Regions from separate parts of the Homo sapiens genome. Here region 1 is linked to region 2. A link is a loop called in an ENCODE intact Hi-C map of the cell type or tissue named here. Cell type or tissue: prostate gland. All regions are shown on one strand. Each heading gives the region's core, and the rest is flanking DNA. Links, peaks and the distances in the headings are about the cores only. Region 1 overlaps LOC107984619 (a long non-coding RNA gene). Region 2 overlaps LOC105370187 (a long non-coding RNA gene).

What was found. Hi-C counts contacts between places; a loop is a spot of excess contacts. Peaks named below come from ENCODE experiments on the same cell type or tissue, not always from the same donor. Only the 100,000 strongest peaks of a DNase experiment are listed, where the experiment ranks them.
Region 1: it touches region 2 in a loop (2.0-fold over the local background); 4 of 110 quality-filtered maps call a loop at or near these places.

Annotation. Positions count from the first base shown.
Region 1 is chr13:44,905,386-44,908,298 of GRCh38, forward strand. All of the region lies in intron 1 of LOC107984619 (a long non-coding RNA gene), which reads right to left. Among named protein-coding and RNA genes, the nearest start is that of TRE-TTC2-1, 11 kb to the right of the region's middle. In prostate gland, for the core only: no CTCF peak of the experiment used is centred there; a DNase peak (open chromatin) is centred at 1,556; H3K27ac peaks cover 2,500 bases.
Region 2 is chr13:44,853,432-44,856,344 of GRCh38, forward strand. The region is part of intron 3 of LOC105370187 (a long non-coding RNA gene); the gene reads right to left. Among named protein-coding and RNA genes, the nearest start is that of LINC00330, 45 kb to the left of the region's middle. In prostate gland, for the core only: no CTCF peak of the experiment used is centred there; DNase peaks (open chromatin) are centred at 400, 980 and 1,300; H3K4me3 peaks cover 412 bases; H3K27ac peaks cover 2,500 bases.

The sequences.
Region 1 (2,913 bases), core at 216-2,715, 52 kb after region 2:
AAAATGAGAGGGAGGCTGGATAGGGACGAGTTATGTGGGGAAGTACTGGAGCCCTTACAGTTCTAGGGGTTTCTCTGCCTAATTCTAGCTGTGGTGGCTGCCTTCTGAGGTCGGCCCTGCAGAAACAGCCTCACACTGAGGCCATGCTCCAGAGACAGGCCTTCAGACCCCGAGAGGTACTTGAACACACAACAGCAAGTTCAAGTTCACATTCAAGTGTTTTGTGACTTACCCTTTGACCCCTTCACACACCAGCATACCTCATTCCATCACTCTTTTCCATGTGCCAATAAAATCCTGGTAAACACATAAGCCCAAGTAAAAGGCTGTGCACACCAAGTGCCTCCCAGCTTCCTGACACACGGACACAAAACAAGAATGGATACAGCTCTCCTCAAACTGCTAAACAAGAACAAAGAAGTCTCAGGCTTGCAAAGATCTCTCAGGCAGCCCAGCCGTTCCTCTGGAAAATGAGTTCGTCAGAAAAAAACACTTGGAATGGAAAGGACTCAAGTCCAGAGGGCTTTTATTTAAACCCCAAACACACAGAGCCCTCTACGGTAAGGTTTCAGGTGCCCAGATCTGGGAGGCAGGGGCCACGGAAGATGGGGAGCAGCCAGGGGCCTGCGATCCAATCCCATGTGCCCTGCAGGGACTCCCAGGCAATGAGAAAAGCCATCTCTATGGCTCGTGAATTGTGGAAGCCACTGCTAAGGGGAGGAAGAAGGAACAGAATCAGTGCTTCATTTGCAGCAGCTTGAGTTTTTATCTGTTTTCTGTGTGTGATTCTACATGCATATTTGATTGAATTTTTTAAAAGTTCCAGCAGTTAAAACACCTTGAAAATCACAGTTTGAGAAAAGAAGAGGAATAGCAGGAGGAGGAGGAGGGAGGAGGGGTAGGAATACAGGTGTGCCAACTGGGCGGCATGCACACACACACACATTAGCTAATTTAGCCATCATCCCATTAACCTTATCAGGCAGGCACTGTGTGTTCTATTGCTTTCTATAGATGATGCCGGGATTTGAACAAAATACAGAACTTTCCCCAAGGTCACACATTGGCAGAGTCATCCCAAGTCATGCATCAAGGCTGACGCTGCTCCCCAGGGCTAACTAACTCTCTCCCCTCCCCACCAGCTTTATTTCTCTGCAAACTTGTAGCTGTTTGCATATGATTACAGAAAATAGGAAAGGTAACCTAAAGAAAGGTAACACGGGCTGGGACAGCTCTACCAAGAAATTCCAAATATTAAGCGCTTGCTAATGTGCAGTACTCTCCAGGCTGAATCAGTCACTGTGACAACCTTTGATGGCAAATGTATTCTGACTTCTAAAAGCTCCATCCTGAAAAGCAGGACTCTCTGTTTCTTGTCATCAGTGCCTGAGGTACTCTTTTAGATCTCCGTGCTTTGGAGATGTTTAAGCTGCTCCAATTTTTACCATTACAGAGAACTTCGTAGAATTGCTGGGAATTGGAGCCAGCTCTCTATGCACAGGGAATTTTCCACAGTGTCCTTGCCAGAAAGGGAGCGTGAGCTCAAGTTACAAGGCCAAGTGAAAAGGATTTGTGAAGGTTTCCTTTCAGAGCCGTGTGCTGGGCAACCACTTACAACGAGGAACCAGCTTTTGGACTCAAAACGGCTGGTGAAAGTAGCCAAGGCTCTGTGCCCAGATCTGCTGGCTTTTTTATAATTTGAACTAGTTGGAAAACTCACTAGAGAAGGTTGGGTTTAGCAGGAGCATCAGGGCTGCCAGAACGGGGGAAGTAACAATGCCCCAGTATCAGGCTTTTTGCTTGGTGTCTGGTCATTGAGTTCATTTTGCTTGCCAGGGGCTTATGGATCAAGCAGAAGCTGGAGAATGAATCTGTGACACGAACTTCATAAAGAATCTTGCACTGGCTGCACGGTTGATCCCTCAGAACATCTCCAAGGGTTGTTGAACTTGTTTCACCCAGTTCAACTTTGGGTGAAACAAGGAAGCAATTGGTGGTGAGGAAGGGAACAGAGAACTGCGATGCCAGGGACTCACATCTACACCTGGTCACTCAAAACTAAAGAACCAACAGAATACAGCAGCTGCTTCGTCTATGTGCTGATGGAGCAGTGGAAGCATAGGTATTCTCTTCCAGGCCCTCTGACTCCTTTCTACCACTGACTCCCAAGCCAATCACCCTCATTCAGCAGTGACCTACCTTTGTCTTTGTGTCATGCACTTAGGTCCGCTGGCAGATTGTTGTGGTAGTCAGCGTATTGAACCCACATAATCTATAGGTTCCTTATGTTTATTCTTCTCACTAAACTTTTTAAAACTTTGTTTTGAAATAATAATAGGCTCACAAGAAGTTGCAGAACGCTTAAAATTTAACAATAATTTACTTGAGATAAGACCCGTAGCTTTTGTTTGTTTGTTTGTTTGTTTGAGACAGAGTCGCTCTGTCGCTCAGGCTGGAGTGCAGTGGAGCAATGTCGGCTCACTGCAACCTCCGCCTCCCGGGTTCAAGTGATTCTCTTGCTTCAGCCACCCATGTAGCTGAGATTAAGGGGCCCGCCACCATGCCTAGCTAATTTCTGTATTTTTAGTAGAGATGGGGTTTCACCATGTTGGCCAGGCTGGTCTCGAACTCTTGACCTCAAGCGATCCACCTGCCTCAGGCCTCCCAATGTGCTGGGATTACAGGTGTGAGCCACCATGCTAGGCCTAGAGCTGTGGTCTTACTCACTGTATCTTCCTTTCTTGGAGGTCTGTTTGCTCTATGGGGGACACAACATGAGGACAAGAGTAACAGGAGACTAGACATTCATGAACACTTAGGGTCTAACTTTCTTACAAGCAGAATGATTTTATATATATATATATTTATATACATATATGAATACACACATATATATGTGAGAGACAACCACTC
Region 2 (2,913 bases), core at 150-2,649:
GGGCTGTTAAAATTAATAAATAAAATATGTATGCTATTACAATTAATTTCACCTACTTGTTTTGACTTTTTAAATGTGGCTATTAGGAAAGTTAACACTCCTGTGCTTGGGCCTCACATTATACCCCTATTGGACCACACCGTTCTACAGCCCCAACTCTACCATTTTTTACCCTCCAAAGGAAAGAGTTTATACTATTTACATTTACAAGAAAGTGTGATCTTCTTTCATTGCAAGATTTATGTATTGTCTGTATGTGGAGAAATTGAGGCATAAAATAGTTAAGATCTAAAGTTAAATATTAATCCTAAAACAAACTTCAAAGCCTGCTGAGAACAAAAGATTGCATCCTCTACTCAGCTTGACTTGTTTGACCTGCTTTCCAACCTGGACTGAAGCCATGGAGTTCAAGAAGTTTAGCAACTGTCTGAGGTTTAATGCCTAATCGAAAGCCAAACATAGCCGTTGCTTGTGTTTTTGCTCTTGTTTTATGCCCACTTATGCTATGCTCAGAGAGAAAAACACAGCAGGGTTGGGAGGACACCAGCTCGTGTGGCTTTTTTCCAGGGGTCATGTGTTGGGTTATATAGGATTCTCTAATTATTTAATGATAATCATTGGGTTTCCATTATCAAGGAAAATATATAAAACACATGCTGATGGGCAGATTCATTGAATGGCATAAGGACCCCTCAAGAAAGCTCAAGCTATTTATGAACCCTACTCATGACTCGGATACTGCATTAGTTCAGAGTGGAGGCTGGATTTTCACTTATTCCTCTGAAAGTCCCTAAGCAGAAAATATTTCCTGAAATATGAGCAACTCCTCAGGTGCCATCTAATAGAACAGGACTTGGCAATTAAAACCAAAGACATTCTTGTATTTTCTGCTGAGCTCCTGGTCCACCCCAGCCCCATCCAACTCTGAATATTTGACATCTGTGCTTATTTACTTAGTTCCCTGGAGTACCGGCAGCTTTTCTCTGTCACTGTGTTCACCTGTGAGAGGTCTATTTAAAGCGCCTTCATAATGTTCTGAACATTTACATTTGAGCCAAGCCCTCAGCTCGACCTTTCAACATTCTCCCTCTCTTATTTTTTCTCAACACCTCTCTCCCACTGCAGTCCTCTCCTTTTTTCTCCCTTGCAAACCTGTGAAGGGAGAGGCTGTGACACTGAAAACCTTCCTGGGGAGGTGGTAGGACTGGCCCTCCGCCCTGCAGCCCCTCCTTAATGAGGATTAAGTGTTCCTCCCTCACGTCCCAACACTGGGCAGCTGTCCCCAAGCCATTTAGGACCAGCCAATGACATGCCAGAGAGCTACACTGGAGAGAACAGAAGCCGCGTGCCTTTTTATTCATAGGACAGTGTGTGCTCATATAACCTTTCTCTGTATATAGACAGACCCAGCTATTAGCTTTCACAGTTCCTCCTTGTTTAACCTTATCTTTCTTGACTCATTGTATATTTGATGTTCCTAATGGACAGTATTCCATGTGGCACGGTGGAAGGCTACTGAAAGCCTGGAGGCACACATTCTAACTGCTGTTCTGCTGCTAACTTGCTGTGTGATCTTGGAGATGTCATCAAACTCTCTGGGCCTGTTTCCTCAATGAAATAGAAAGTTGGATTGAATGATACCTAGAAGTCCTTGCTGTTTTACAATTCTATGATCCATGAACTTCTCAGATCCTCTCTAGTAATTAGTATTCACTTCTCATAATATGTTTTTCCTGTGGCTGACTCCATGGATTTCCTTCTCTTTGGAGATTAGGGGCTGCCCAGTGATAAGCACACTGACCAGGTCCCCTCACAAGGTGATTAACATGACTGCATCCCAGGCTCCAGGACAAGGCCCAGGCGATACGCAGCTGCACACGAGTTAAATAGAAACATTTTTAAAAACACTTCAAGGGGAGGAAATTGATTTACTGAAGAGTAGTTTGTAGGAAACAGAATGTGGATAAGGCCCACATTAATTCATTGAAGAATCTCATGAAGTTTTTTTTTTGTTTGTTTTTTGTTTTTTTTTGAGACGGAGTTTCGCTCCTGTTGTCCAGGCTGGAGTACAATGGTGCTATCTCAGCTCACTGCAACCTCCGCCTCCCAGGTTCAAGCGATTCTCCTGCCTAAGCCTCCCAAGTAGCTGGGATTACAGGCACCTACCACCACACCTGGCTAACTTTTGTATTTTTAGTAGAGACGAGGTTTCACCACGTTGGCCAGGCTGGTCTTGAACTCCTGACCTCAGGTGATCTGCCCGCCATGGCCTTCCAAAGTGCTGGGATTACAGGCATGAGCCACCGTGCCCAGCCAGAATCTCATGAAGTTTTTATGGTTTGCTTTGTTTCTTTGTTTTCTAGAGTCTTGGCTGAAAAGAGGAAGCCCACCTTCTACCCCACGGGGTACTTCCAGAAGTACTGTGCGATCATCACAGCATGTCTCCCTGCTTCTGGTTCTCCCCACTCCGTCCCATTTTGCACACTGAGGCCAGATAAACATCACTAAAGCTGCTCCTATCACTGTGCCCCCTGCCTAAGAGCCTCCCAGCCCCTCTGGGCCACCTGGACTAAGCACAGCCCGCTTGGCCTGGCTGGTCAAGGCTCCCATGTTAAGCCCTCCATTGTCCTGACCAGCCCTTCTCACAGCTGCTCCCTGAACACAATGCCCAGGGCTCTCCCGCACACCCAACCCACTTGGCATTACCCTACACAATGTCATTGTGCAGTCTCCTCTCTCAGGAGGGCCCTCTACCCTTTCCAGCTGCTCAGTCCAATCGGTTCTGTAACATTCATGTCAAAACATTAACTTCATGATACACTTTCTCTTTCCTTCAAAACCCCTAAACCAGTGCTGTTCAATAAAAAATAGATGCAAGTCACAAATGGAACTTAAAATTCTCCAGTTGTCCTA